Linked DNA regions of Homo sapiens: all the other regions are linked to region 5. A link is a contact called in ENCODE Hi-C or POLR2A ChIA-PET data. All regions are on one chromosome and are shown on one strand. The core of a region is the stretch at or near the end of the contact, and the rest is flanking DNA. Distances in the headings are between cores, read along the strand shown.

Region 1 (2,700 bases), core at 61-2,560, 1.1 Mb after region 5:
CATCCTGTGATTTTTTCCACAATTACTTTATTTCTACAATGGCTATGCCACACTTCGCTGGTAAAGTTTTTGATCTATACCTGAAAAAGAGAAATGCTAATAGTATGTTGTAAACTCCCAGTTTGGGCAAGCCCCAGGACCAACAGAAAACAGTCCTTAAGTCATTGCCGGTCCCAGAAACGGTGTTGTAGCCTGAACTCTCATTGTTTTCAAATATAATTTTAACTCTTATTACGTCATTAAAATTACTGTGAAGCAGTCATTAATTGGAAAGCATGTCATAATCATAAATCACCTTGTTATTTAGTGAACTATGCTAACTGCTGTGAGAAATACCAAGGTGTACCTAGATGTAGTTACAGCCATCAAGGAGCTTAAAATTCAGTGGAAAGGTGGTGTCGCCAAAGTTAGTTACCTATGAACTTATGAGAAAGGGTAAGGAGTATCCTAGAACGATGGATTCTGGAATTGTCAGTGAGCTTATTGTTGAAACGGCCTCAGCAGCTCTCTGGCTGCTCCTAAGGGTGGTCTGTTTTTCTTACCAAGGGAGCAGTGAAACAAAACTGGCTTTATTCGGTCTGTTGGGAAGCAGACTAGAATGTAAAAAGTATTGCAAAAGTTGCCACTCGAGTCCCAACCCTAAACGCAGTTGCCTGAGGGAGGGCTGCCCCGGGCATTTAGTTACAAGAACGCAGTCTAAATCTAGTTTTTTGACTCAAAGGTAATCGTGAGCTGGCCGCGGCACCGGCTGCCTATCCTGGCCGTGAATGTTTGCTTTCTCTGCCCTGGTCTCAGGACGTCCGTTTCGAATAGATCAAGCACTTCTCTGTCGGCAGCTTTCACAAGAGATCTCGTTTTATTTAAAGAGATATGAGGTGTGCGTGGAATTCCTTCTTTGCCGAATGGCGGCTTCTACTTCCGCATATTCAAAGTCGGCAGTAGAAGTTGCAGAGGAGAGCGCAAAGCCGGACTTGGCCACACCCTGGGCTTCCGGATTTGGGCACAACAGTTCTCTCCAGTCAGAACGCCTCCCCACGGTTCTGCCCCAAAATGCTATTTTTGCTCAGGTCCTCAGCGCGTTTCCGGTGTCTCCAACGGATGGAGAAGACGGAACCACAACGCCAAGGCAGACCCCGTGACTGATTTAGGTGAGGTCTCGCGAGGTGTCTTTAAATCTCACGACGACAGCAGGAAACGACTTACTCGCACCGCCCCAATTTTAACGTCACAGTGGAGTTACTCCCTTGGGCGTTTCTTAGCGTGCGCGTGCGTGCTGCGCATGCGCACTTACTCTCCCCCGCCCCCGCGCAGACTTGTCTCCGGCCAGTCGCGCGTGGGTAGAGGCCTTAGGCGGGCGTTGCGAAGGGTTGTTTGCTAGAGTTCGGACCTTGTTACGGCGCGAAGTTCCCTCCTTGGGGCGGGGGAAAGGTACCGCACCCGCTACCTAGTGTGAATGAACTGTGGCGTGGGCTGCTAAGGGCAGGCTGCGGAGTACCCGGGCCGTGGCCATGAACTCACCCGTGGACCCTGGCGCTAGGCAGGCGTTGAGGAAGAAGCCACCCGAGCGGACTCCCGAGGTGAGGCTGGTTGACCTTTATGTGCGTCTCACAGTCCAGTAGACAGCATCCTCCTGTCTGTCCGAAATCCGCGGCGACTGCCCTCTTGCCAGAGTCTCGCACCTGCTACTGGGAATCTGTTCGCTTGAGTCTCTTCCCTGACCCAGGCCCTTGTCGCCAGCAGGGTGCCGACCGCCCTTCCTGCCTGTGATGCGGTCTTAACCCGCGTACCCGTCCTTGCCGGGGGCTTCTGAGTGTCGTTAAGAAAGCACCATTACTAAGTCGTATTTTCTGAGTTGGGTAATATGAGTTTCGCAGTTAGATGCCCATTCGTTTAAGTAGACTATGAAAAACGAGATGGAAATTGTAAGGGAAGTATCTCAGCCATGTAATTTAGAAATAGTTTTTCTTTAAAGGTCTCTGAAATATTGTACAGTTGCCTAAAAAAAAGATAAAGTTTTCAAAGTTAGTTTAAAAGTTTACATCCAGTCAAATGGTGAATTCTGTAGTAGATGATGCATGTTTAAAGAACACCACTGTAGGTACTTTTTCAGACTGTCACTGGGAAATTTTACAGTATTTTGTACTTGGATCCAAAATTTGCTGTGTCGAGTTAACAGTTATGGCATCAGCTTAAAAGATTTTTCATTCGACCTTCATGAAGGCTAGTTTTCAGGCATATAACTAAAACCTGTTAGCTTTGCTTATCCCGGTAGAATGCTAAGGTTTTGGGGAAGGTTTTCCTTGATTTGGAGGTTTCTATAACAAGTGGGACATATTTTCTAAACAAAACACTAAACAGTGTGAGTGGATTATTGGATTGTTTTGTTTAAAGTTGCAGTAAATGAAATGAAATGCTTTGGTTAATTCTTCACTTTGGAGTTTTTCAGATATGTAGTGTTTTGCATACTGAGTCTCAGTAACGTTGGGCTGACCTTTTGGGTCGTGACAATTATTCAGGTCACAACGGAAGCCATGATAGGTCAAATTATGTTATTGAAGATCCTGATGTTTGCATAGGAACAACACAAATTCTACCACTTTCCAGAGTTCTCTTTTTGAGATATACATTTATAATTCGATGAGTGTTTGTTTCCTTATGATGATTCTTGAAGTCAATGTGAGCTGATTTATGAATTTCAGT
Region 2 (2,700 bases), core at 92-2,591, 1.6 Mb before region 5:
ACTTTTGCACCAAAAAGGGCATCTCCTTTCAGAGACTGTAACCTCAATTAAAAATGCTACATTATATACACACACAAATACATATGCAGTTGTTTTTCATGGGGCATCATAATTTGCAACTAGTCCACATTAAAAAAATGGTTTTTAGTCAATCTCAAGCAAATTAGGCCACCACGAACAGAAGCCTTAGAAGAACTGCACTGCTTGACGCCTACCTTTAAATGGCTAAGAGAAGCTACGAATGAATTAAATAAGTTGGCCAAATCCAAGTGCCTCACATAGGCTTTATAATAGCTGAGAGGTGACTTCCTGAGCGACAAATCTAAGTTTTTATGCTAGATATTTTGTTCAATTAGGGCAGGTGTCCCCAGAAAAAATGTTAAGAAAAATGTGCAGAGTATCAAAATGATGTTTTCTCACTTATTTTTTCTATGTCTCTAAGTATCCAATAAAAGGTAAACAACGGAATAATCATTTTCTATCTCACAACCCCAATACCTCCTAACAAAACCCTATTTTATTTACCAAAGGAGGCCCAGGGAGTATCAGATTAGCGCCAGTCTAAGGGAAGGCATTTTTCCAGACTCGGGAGGCTATAGATAGGGGCTTTCTTCACCAGCCAGAGCTGAGTTCCAGAAAGCACTGGCAGCCGGGGTGGCCAGCTCTAAGGTCCCAGATCTCTAAGTCAGTTCCCAAGGTCCTTTCAGGCGGGCGGGGACAGAGTCGGGTTTCGGGGGATGGGTTAACCTCCGGGCCTCACGCACTGGACCCCACCCTCAGGGCACAAATGGAAAGGATTGGCAGGAGTCGGGAGAGGGGTTCGCCCCAACACGGCTCCTCGGAGAAGACGGCGGGGCCGTGAAACAAAGCTGACTGGTGCTGCCGGAGAGGAACAAGCTCCCGCAGGAGCTCACTTTGAGGGGACAAGAAGGGGGCGCCGCAGGGTGCAGGGGCGGGCGGATAATGTCTGATCGCCTGGGCGAGACGCCGGGCAGCTGGCCGAAATGGGCAGCAGGGAACCCTAGACCAGTCGATCGACACCGTTTTACTTTTTGTGGGGAGGGGAAGCAGTATCAAAATTTCTTCGGGCGCCAGAACGAGCGGCAAAGCTTATGGGAGTAGGGCCGAGGCTAGGACCCGGCTTCCGCCAGTCCCGCTGGGCCCACAGCCGGCCCTCTGAGGGTCACAAAGGGGAAGGTGTCTGGGATCCACGCCCTGCAGCCCCGCAGCTTTGAGGGGCCGTCATCTAGGCGAAGGTGAAGGCCCTTACCGCTTGAAATCCCGCATGAGCCTCCTCCGGGCCGGGGTCGACATGCTCCGCAGCTGCCCCGCGGTCAGTCTGAAAAAAAAAAAGTCCCGCGCAGCCCCCCCACCCCCCGGCGCGGCGGCCGAATCACTGTGGATCGCCGCCGCCGCCGCCGCCGCCGCCGCCGCCGAGACTGACAAACAACCCTGCAATGACGTCTCCCTCCGCCGCCTCCGGATCCCTCCGCCCTCCGCCGCTACCACAGTGTGAGTGCTGGGGGAGGAGGGGGCGGGACGCGGGAGCGCGCCTTCCCCGAGCCCTTCAGCGGGGCGCGGTTCCCCCTGGGCTTCCTGAAGTAATAGACAAATTTGTGTTCTCTGTGTTCAGACTAGAGGTTGTGGATTCAAAGACCACGAAACAGAAACACTATCCCGTCTCCCTCCCCGTCACTAGTTTAGGCTCGGCGGGGTGGAGAAAGAGGGACGCATCCGGGCCAGAGATTTCAGGGAAAGGAGGTGGGATGATGTAAGATCACGTGACTGCCCGCGGCCTTGTCAACAATCCACCCCTGAGTGGGAGGGGGAGAAGTATCTAGAACCACGTGTCCCTATGACGCGTTTAGAACGGGTCACGTGAGCGCCTCGCCTGGATGTGAGTTTCAGCCAGGTCTGTGAAGCGGGTTTAAGAGGGTGAGGGCGGGATAAACCTTTATTAGTTGTTTTCTGTTTATCACAGGTATAGAGACAACATTACCCAAGAGGTCATGGCAGAATCAACAGCTTGTTTTGTTTTCTTTAAACCGGGACCAAAAATAATTCCCCTCTGGTTGGTTCAGTGGCTTATTAACTCTGGTACTTGGGGCAAGAAGAGTGAGAGGATCGCACGATCTTCTAAGGCAGCCTTGAATACTGAGGCCCACACAACAATCTCCTGAAATGGTTCCTTGAAGCTACCAGATAGTCTTTCTGCTTTGCAGTGGGGTTTCTAGTATTGGAAATTCTGGGCAAATATTAAAGGATGGTGTATTATGCAGTTTTTCCTTTCTGGGTCTGCTTTCAATTGAAGATATGTGTCAGAGTCCGGGGACTTGCCTATGGTGGGGGAGTACCATTGTATTTTTAAGGAATGTGGGGGTGCAGTCTTCCAAGCATATCAATGAGTGGTTGGTTGTCAAAGAAACCTACAAATATGATTCATATTCTGGGGGAGAGCTCCGGCAGACATGAGTGAGGGTTATATATCTAGCCTGAGATAACTTCAGGTTTTCTACACTAGCAAGAAAGGTGCAAATGGGCCAGAAGGGCCCCCCACCACCAGGGGGTTCAGAGGTGTTGACCTCCCAAAGACCTTGAATATTTTCTGTGGTCACCGTCCTTCCCTCTATTGCTTCCAATTCCTACCTTCAGGACTTTGTTATACTAAGGACTCTGAGTACTTTTGTATCCATTTGGGGA
Region 3 (2,700 bases), core at 43-2,542, 1.3 Mb before region 5:
GGTGGGGACCACCAGGCTGGGAAGCCCAGAGTTCCCAGGCAACTCGTGCGCCTGGGAGGGTCATAGAATCCGTCCTACACTCCTCAGGATCTTGAAGGGGGCTCTTCCTTACATTCCCAGTCACCCCTCCCCCAGCCCCTACACAGGGCCTAGGTAACCTGTCTGCACCCCACTCCCACTCTGTATCAGCTGCCCTCTTCCTCAGCACCCTATCCCACTGGAGCACCTTTTCCAACTCCAGTCGCCACTTTTAATCTGCCGCCTTTTCCCAGCAGCCAGTCCTGATTGCCTCCTCCGTAGCCCCAGTTGCCCACTGCTTTAGATAGTGTCGCAGCTGGCTGTGAGGAGTGTCCTGATTCTGTAACCCGGCACCTCCTCCACAGGGCCCTAGACGCCTCAAGCCTTCCAGGACGTTTGTTGATCAAAGGCGAAGGATGTGTAGAATCTTCGTCCATCTACGAATTAATTCTCGAAACCTGCTTCGAGTGGGCCTCGCGCGTAACACAGGGGACACTCAGTGGTGAACGAGACCACTCGCTTAGGCCTAGCAGCGAGGTGACCGTTCACTCAACACACACTAACTGGGTCCCGCAGGACACGCCCCGGCTGGTCGCGGGGGTTACCCGGGGTGCCCTCAGTCGGCCGGCCGGCCATAACCGGCGTGATCTCCTCGCGCCGAGAGACCCAGCAGGGACCTCGCAAAACCCAATCCACGTTTTGTTTTATTTTGTCTTTTTGCCTCTCAAATGCATGGAAATTGGCTGCTAGTAGCTTTGCTACAGGAGAAAATCGCTAATCTGTAGTGCAAAATCGGCGCACAGGGGTTTTCTCTGAGATTGTCTAGACGCCGCGCGGGCGGGTCGGAGGCGCCAGACACATTGTATCCGGAGCGCGGAGCTCGGGAGCAACAGTCGCCGCCTCTACTCTGTATCTGCGCCGCCCCAGGCGCCCAGTGTCCGCGCTGGGCCTGGGACTGCCCTCGGGGGATGGGGCCCACGCGGGCTTTGATGGGGGGCCGGGGGCCACTTTGTCCACCCAGGCGAGGCTTGGGTCCAGCGCCGGCCACATCAACTCCCGGGGGATCTAGCAGCGCGGAGGCCAAGCAGGAGGCCCAGGAGCCCCGCGCGTCTTCCATTAGCGCAGGGACCTCCGGGCCACAGCTCAGAGAATCGGAAGGCCTCCTCCCCCTTCCCGAGCGCTGCCACTGGGGCCGAGGTTTCCAGCAAGAACCCGCGTGTCCCTGCGCACGCACACACGGTGCACACGTCAGTCCGGCGCCTCCCCGTGCCCCGACTCACGCAGGTCCTCCCGCGCGCCCGCAACACGCCCGCAGGCTCCTGTGTCTGCTGCCGGGGCAGCGGGGCCCGGAAGGGTAAGAACGCGGCTCGCTAGCGGGATGGGGACCCTGGCCCGGCCTGGACGCTGTCCCGGGCGGGGCCTGGGGGCGGAGCGCGCCGGGCCGGGCGCGCAGGAGGGGAGGCGGGTCCGCGCCGCCGCCGTCCGCGCCGCCCCGCCCTTGGCCCAGCCGCTCGCTCGGCTCCGCTCCCTGGCTCGGCTCCCTGCCTCCGCGTCGCAGCCCCCGCCGTAGCCGCCTCCGAGCCCGCCGCCACATCCTCTGAGGTAGGCGCAGCGGAAAAGGACCCCGGCTTCCTTGCGCCCTGGACGGCGGGGGCCAGGCCCCTGGGGAGCTGAGAGGGAGGCGCTGAGGGAGGAGCGGGCGAGGGGCCCCGGCAGCCCGGCCGCGGGGAGGGATCGCGAGCGGCCGGCGCGGGCCTGGCTGGTGAGCGGGCGGGCAGAGAAGGCCGCACAGGCGGGTGCCGAACAGGTCTGGGCTGGGGAGCGCGAGGCCGAGGGTCCAGAGACGCCTGCGGCTGGCGGCGAGAGGCGGCCCGGGCTTGCGGGCGGAAGTGCAAGGGCGGCCGCGTGGAGGCCCGGCGGGCCGCGCGTCTAGGTGACCTTCCCCGGCGGCGCCCTCTGGCCCTGGATCCCACCAGCGTGCATCCGGCGGGGACCCGTTCGCCGCCCACGCTCGCCGGACCAGGCCAGCGGGCGGGTGCCGGCCACGCTGCCGCCTCGGGGATGAGCTCACGTGACGACCGTGGCCCCGAGTCCCCAGGCCCACGCGCCCTGGCCGGCCCACGCCCGCAGAAGCTGGCGCCCGGCACCGCCCGCCTGTGCCAGAGCCTTCTAGAGCGGAACGCGCCGGCCGAGAGTCGACTTAGGCGGTAGAGGCCGGAGCTCGGGCCTGGGCTGAAGGTTTGGCCTCGGAAAAGGAGGCCCCACGGGGAAGGATGTGGCCTTCTTGGTCTTAGGAGTGATTACTGGTTCGGTCGTTCATTCATTCGCCAAATGCGGCGGTGCATTCTGGAAACTGTTTCGGAGCCTGACTTTGGATTAGAGGCCCGCAGTCTTAGTGGTTTGTACAAGGTCACACAGCTGGGAAGTCCCCATACCTTCGTTTTCTCATCTATAGGACGGGAGCAATTGTACCTCTCCTTCGATGAGTTTTGGGGAATAATAAAATGAATTAATTAGCATGAAACCTTTAGAACAGTGCCGGTGTGGAGAAGGGCTAAGTAGAAACCCTGACACCCTTGGGGCTTTTTGGGTGAATCCAGCCCATCCCCCGCAGACCATTTTGCTACACGTGGCGTTGTGGAAGGGGTTCAATAAATGTAGCTCCTGTTTTTAAACATTCTT
Region 4 (2,700 bases), core at 95-2,594, 1.9 Mb before region 5:
TAAAGAAAACAGCGGTCTTCTCTAAAAACAATGTAAATTAGAGATTTTAGTCACTGTCTGTATTCTCCAACTTCACAGAACTCTTAGACTCTAATGGGCAACTTAAGTTCTTTAGCATTATTCTACTAGTCTTATTTCTGTAAACCAAAGATTTGTAAGTAAATTGGTAAGTAGGCAATCTGTCGGCAGAAAGTCTTTGTCTATTGTAACAACTGAAATAATCTTAGCAAATCACAATGTAGGACGATTTAAGGAATCCTAGAAGAGGTATAAAATTATAAGACATTCTCACATCAAATGACAAACTATAATGTACATGTAGACTCTTGTCAGAGATTCAGAGAGTTGTGTCCACCCACTTTCCAAATGCTGTCCAGACATCTAGAAGTCAACCAGGAGATCCTCCCTTCTATTTGGTTTTTCCACAGCTGAAACATTGAACAGCTGTTGTAGGTACAATTCTGGGAAGGTTCTGGGAGAGATGAGTAGGCCCTAAAGGGGTGTCCCAAAAGCATGCATTCATCTCCAGAAACTCAGACTGAGTACGACCCCCACCCCACTTCAGGGCCTGCGGAACCCAGAAGAATCAGACCCCACATCCTGCTCTCTAGGAGACTGGGGTGAGGTGGCAAGGAAGGCGAAGGCACACAAACACTATGATCCTTATATTCGAGTTTTGAGGCATTTTCTCACCCGTGTTTCACCCAGGGCGTTGCATACAGCAGGTGCTCATTTACTGTTTTGGTGACCGACTAAATAAATGTGAAAGACTGAGACGAGCCTGGGGCTACAGGTGCACAACTGCCGTGGTCCCCTGGCCCAGCCGCCCACCACCATCCGCGCCAGAACCCGGTAAGGAGGTCACTCTCTCTATCTATGTCGCCTCAAGCAGCAGTGGCACGCAAAGGTCAGTCAGCCCTGGCCAGGCTGCGCCCTCCCCCCGGACAGCACTCACCGTTGGTGTAGGGAGACCCCGAGGCCAAGGCGGCTCCGTTCTGGGCCTGGAGGCTGGCTGGGGCGCCGCCGGAGGCCGGTATTCCCGGCTGGGACATGATGACTGGGTTGGAAGGGGCTGGTCGGGGTCGACAACAGCGCACAAGAAGAGAGCTGAAAGACCACTGCTGAAAGCGGAGGGAGGAGGCTAACGACTTAAGACTGAAGACTGGGAGAAGAGGGGGGGGCGCATTAAGCCCGAGGCATGGCGCCGCACTCTCCCCAGGCCACCGGCGGCCACAGCCTAGCCTGGGAGCTGAGGCTTGAGAGTCGGGCCGGCGGGGCCGCGAACGCCCGGCTAGAAGGCGGCAGCCAAACCTAGAGAGAAGGAGGGAGGCCCTGGCCGGAAGTGCCTGTCAGCCGCCGGCCGCGCAGCCGCAATCAGGACACGTGGCACTTCCGGCTCCGGGCTCGCAGCAGCCGCCGCCGCGCCGGCGAACTCTTCTCTGCCAGCCGGGCTGCCCCGAGGCCACCTGACAGCTCCTGGTGCCCCGACCCCGACGACCGTGCCCGGCCTCGCCGCCACGTCACCGACTCTCACGGCCGGCCGGAAGTGCCGTGTGTCACCGCTACGGAAATTCCCGCCGTTGTGAACGTGACCTCGCTCGCAGAGCCAGGATCGTGGGGCAATCTGAGATTCAGTAGCCGCTTTCGTGGGGTGGGACTGACAGTTCCTCTCCTCGGGTTTTGTGAAGATTACCTGAGACCATAGAAGTCATCGTCCTCTGTTGAGACCGTACCACCACTGGGAGCTGGGGCGGTTAATGTTCATCGCAGTATTTCATTCACATTTCGTCTTCGTGTTTCAGATGTAAATTATAAGGGGTTTTAAAAAGAGGTGGTTAAATATGTGTACATGTTAATAGTGTGATCAAGCCAAGAAGGAGGCCTTTGTCTTTGACTGGAGGACTCAGAGGAATTTTAATTTTGAAACTCGCTGATTCACAGCATAGTCACGCTCAAGTTCATTAGCACATTTAAATGGCAGTTTTGTTTCCTCTTCTAAGAGTTTACAGTAAGGTAAAGAACTCAAACTTCCTTTCAGAGCAAGTAGACTTTTTTTTTTTTTGCAAGTTGACTTTTTTGACTTTTGAAGCCAAAGGGAGGTCGAAACTGCGGTGATTGGACAACATAGTTAATTAATGATTGAGTAATCATCTTAGCTGCCTTCATTCTATTTAGGTTTTTCCTGCTCTGTGCTGACGATAAAGCCCTCCTTTACAGATTTGTACTGTGGATTAAAATGTCATGCCACGCGGTTTCGAAACCTCAGTGTGAAGTACATCTTACCTAATTCATTTAATACCAAATGCCTGCTATGAAGTGTTATATTACATACAAAAAAAAGCCAGATCTAAACCACTGTGTCGGGCTGGGCAAGGTGGCTCACTCCTGTAATCCAAGCACTTTGGGAGGCTGAGACAGAAGGATTACTTGAGGCCAGGAGTTTGAGACCAGTCTGGACAACAGGGAGAGTCCCCTTATCTCTATTTAAAAAATATATATATATATATATTTTTGAGACAGAGTCTTGGTCTGTTGCCCAGGCTGGAGTGCAGTGGTGCCATCTCCGCTCACTGCAACCTCCGCCTCCTGGGTTCAAGCAATTCTCCTGCCTCAGTCTCCCGAGTAGCTGGGATTACAGGCTCCTGCCACCATGCCTGGCTAATTTTTGTATTTTTAGTAGAGACAGGGTTTCACCATGTT
Region 5 (2,700 bases), core at 152-2,651:
ATGTTAGGGTTCACTGGGGTTATGTGAACAAAGACTTTCTGGAGGAGGTGAGTGGTCAGGTGGTTTTTTAGGGAAAGAGCTGTCTAGGCTGCCTGGGTTTGGACCTGGGCTCTGCCATTGTTTATATGTATGACCTTGGAAAAGTTATTTAATGGTCCTGTGCCTCAATTACTTTATCTGTAAAATAATAATAAATAGTATCTATTTCAAAAGGTTATTGTGTGGATTAAATGAATTAAAAAACGAAAGCATGTAGAACAGTACACTGGCACTATGTAAAATGCTTTATCTTTATTTCTATCAGTTCCTACTGCAAGCTCACAGCCCTTGCATGCTAAGATGGAAGCACGACGGGAATGTTGGATGAAGCAAGGAGGCCAGGTGGGGCTGGTGCAGAAGAAGCAAGAGGGAGGATTGTAGGGCTTGTGGCTTTAGCTTTGTAAGATGGGAAATCAATGGAGGGTTTTGAGCAGAGAAAAGAGAAGATCTGATTCATGTTTTAGCACCAGCACTCTGGCTCCTGTCCAGCACACTGAAAAGGGACAAGGACACACAATCAAGGAAACCAGTTCTGAGCGATTGTAGTAATGCACGTGAGAGACGATGGTGGTGGTAGAAGTGGCCAAATTCTGGTTCCACTACAAAGATAGATACAACAGGCTGTATTTAAAGATAGAATATTGTGTATGAAAGAGACTGCAATTTTGACCTGAGCAGTTGTCGGAATTAAGCTCCCACATATTGAGATGAAGAAAGTCTGAGAGGGATGAGAGAGAGCCCTTTTAAATTTTTTGATGGGGGTGGAGTGGGTAGTGGGGCGATTGATGGGGGATCAAGATTTCAATTCTGGACATGATTAACTTGAAATGCCCATTACACATTCAAGTGGACTAGAAAGAGGATGGACGGATCACTGGTTCTTTGACCAACACGTATAAAAATCCCACTCTGTGCCAGGCTCTGTGTGGGCTCTGGAGATAGATGTGAGAATACTAACAATCTCCTTAAGAGAGCTCACTTTCTAATGGTAAGACAGGTCATGAGGAAGTTAGCAATCAAGCGAGGTCAGGTAGGTAAGGTCTTCAATTCTTCGGATGAGACAAAATGTACAATTGCTATTACTGATTTTAATATTCCGGGTATTGCAAGGGCCAGAAGACGGGCCTAAGAGCAGCTCCTCCTCCCAACCCCGGGCTGCCAGGTTACCTCCGCCTCAGTGCGTGCCACATTTCTAGCGCAGCAGAATGGCAGCATTGCGCACGCGCGGCCTCAGTCTGGCGTCCTAGGAGATGGACTCGGAAAGCCTCCGCGCAGGCGTAATTCAAGGGCCGAGAGAGCCTGAGACTGGGCTTGGGGCGGGGCGAGCTCGGAATGCGGCTGCGCACTGGGCGCTCTCGCCCGAGAAGCCGCAGTCTCGAGAGCGTCAACGAGGTGTTTCGGTAGTCTCTGGCCATCCTTTCTGCGCACCCGGTGTCGCTGGGCTGCACCCCGGGCGGGGACGTCCGCCGGGCACGGGAGGGGGCCAAGATGCCGGTGAGGAGAGTCGCTTCGCTTCTGGGGTTTCTTCTCATCCTAGCGGCCTGGCCCGGGGGCGCGGCCGTTGCCATGGAGGCGCGGAGCCGGCAGGCGGCCTGGGTGGGGCGGGGCAGGCTCGGTCGTGCGGTGGAGGTGGTTGGAGAGCCTGGCTGGTCAGCCCCGGGGCCGCGGGGGTCCGGCCGGCCTCGACAGGGACCTGGGGTCAGGCCCTGCCGCCCTCGTCGCTGCTGCATCCCGTGGGGCCTGCGCCGCTTATCAAAAAGGCGCTGTGCTGGAGGATGCGCTCTGGCTCGCAGCCCTTCCTGCTGAGCGGGGCGTCTGGGGGTGGCCACGGTGGGGCTCTTTGGATGCTGCACACCTGGTGAGGCCTTTGCGCCTCGGAGCAAGCGCAGGGAGGCAGCGGAGCGAAGGCTGCCTGCCCCTATTCCAGGCCCCATACTCCGAGTCTCCTAGCCTTGAGCTGTCATTGCTCTTGTGGCGCTTTAGCTTATGATGCAGAATGAAACCCGTAGGTGTCTTTGTGTGTGTGGCGGTGTTATGTTTATCTTCCAGGATTTCACAGATTGTTATCGTGAACTTAATAATGGGGCCTTCTAAGACCCCTTATTAGGGGTCATGGAGGAAAATTGAGCCATGGCCGCTTATTTAGTGGTTGTGAGGCCTCGGATAATTATTTAATCTGTCTGGGTCCTTAGTTCCCATGTAAACTTTACCTCATGGGGTTGTTATCCGCGTGAAATAATACACAGGAGACTAGAAGGACAGTGCTTGACATTTAAGATTAAATGCTCTATATTTGTTCTGTTCACTGCTTTCAAGTTTTAATTCAGTAAATATTGGGCACCAACCACATGCTAGGCCCTGAAGATACAACATTGAGCAACACCAGTCAGGTTCTTGAACTTGGAAAGAGAGAGGCTTGCCTTCTTGGGCAGAGGTGAAAATCATACATATTTACAGACGTAAGACACAAAACCTTAATAATGAAGTGGGTGGGTATCCTACAATAGAGAGAAGTAGATTCTGGTGAATTGGAATGTATTGCCATGTAAGAATGATGGTCTGCAGATGATAACAGGTCATTTTTTTTCCTCCCAAGAAGAGACTTTAGAAATTATTTTTGTGAAATTTCTCAATTTTAGCAACTAATTCAAAAGCTCTTTA

Evidence for each region. A loop is a pair of places that touch in the nucleus more often than their neighbours do. ChIA-PET counts read pairs that join two places held with the same protein, here RNA polymerase II (POLR2A). Pooled maps may share reads with other maps.
Region 1: a map of CD8-positive, alpha-beta T cell shows a loop between it and region 5 (9-fold over the local background). The contact joins the promoter of RAPGEF6 here to the promoter of KIF3A in region 5. A Hi-C loop is called at or near these places in 2 of 168 maps with a recorded cell type or tissue (CD8-positive, alpha-beta T cell and naive thymus-derived CD4-positive, alpha-beta T cell), 1 of 37 single-sample maps with no recorded cell type and 11 of 50 pooled maps. POLR2A ChIA-PET finds 5 or more read pairs at or near these places in 1 of 52 experiments (activated CD4-positive, alpha-beta T cell).
Region 2: a pooled map shows a loop between it and region 5 (6-fold over the local background). The contact joins the promoter of UBE2B here to the promoter of KIF3A in region 5. A Hi-C loop is called at or near these places in 5 of 50 pooled maps. POLR2A ChIA-PET finds 5 or more read pairs at or near these places in 2 of 52 experiments (H1 and naive thymus-derived CD8-positive, alpha-beta T cell).
Region 3: a loop to region 5 is called in a pooled map, with 4 times the contacts of the local background. The contact joins the promoter of VDAC1 here to the promoter of KIF3A in region 5. A Hi-C loop is called at or near these places in 1 of 168 maps with a recorded cell type or tissue (naive thymus-derived CD4-positive, alpha-beta T cell) and 6 of 50 pooled maps. POLR2A ChIA-PET finds 5 or more read pairs at or near these places in 1 of 52 experiments (activated CD4-positive, alpha-beta T cell).
Region 4: a loop to region 5 is called in a pooled map, with 4 times the contacts of the local background. The contact joins the promoter of SEC24A here to the promoter of KIF3A in region 5. A Hi-C loop is called at or near these places in 4 of 50 pooled maps.

Annotation. Positions count from the first base shown.
Region 1 is chr5:131,633,839-131,636,538 of GRCh38, reverse strand. It overlaps RAPGEF6 (Rap guanine nucleotide exchange factor 6), which reads left to right and starts at 1,310. Exons shown (of 28, transcript NM_016340.6): 1 at 1,310-1,577. The coding sequence starts at 1,509. RefSeq lists enhancers at 741-940, 951-1,200, 209-1,408, 1,501-1,590, 1,538-2,120.
Region 2 is chr5:134,370,210-134,372,909 of GRCh38, reverse strand. UBE2B (ubiquitin conjugating enzyme E2 B) reads right to left here and starts at 1,341. Exons shown (of 6, transcript NM_003337.4): 1 at 1,271-1,341. The coding sequence starts at 1,314. It also overlaps a transcript of CDKL3 not described here. RefSeq lists enhancers at 1,009-1,108, 2,049-2,118, 1,627-2,222 and a silencer at 1,529-1,578.
Region 3 is chr5:134,003,567-134,006,266 of GRCh38, reverse strand. It overlaps VDAC1 (voltage dependent anion channel 1), which reads left to right and starts at 1,292. Exons shown (of 9, transcript NM_003374.3): 1 at 1,292-1,372. RefSeq lists enhancers at 449-518, 559-618, 689-808, 2,459-2,508, 2,519-2,568 and silencers at 979-1,028, 1,069-1,128, 1,189-2,228.
Region 4 is chr5:134,647,429-134,650,128 of GRCh38, reverse strand. It overlaps SEC24A (SEC24 homolog A, COPII component), which reads right to left and starts at 1,344. Exons shown (of 23, transcript NM_021982.3): 1 at 956-1,344. The coding sequence starts at 1,052. RefSeq lists enhancers at 1,159-1,696, 1,444-1,733, 1,744-1,803.
Region 5 is chr5:132,736,247-132,738,946 of GRCh38, reverse strand. It overlaps KIF3A (kinesin family member 3A), which reads left to right and starts at 1,401. Exons shown (of 19, transcript NM_001300791.2): 1 at 1,401-1,533. The coding sequence starts at 1,528. RefSeq lists a silencer at 1,537-1,846 and an enhancer at 1,997-2,096.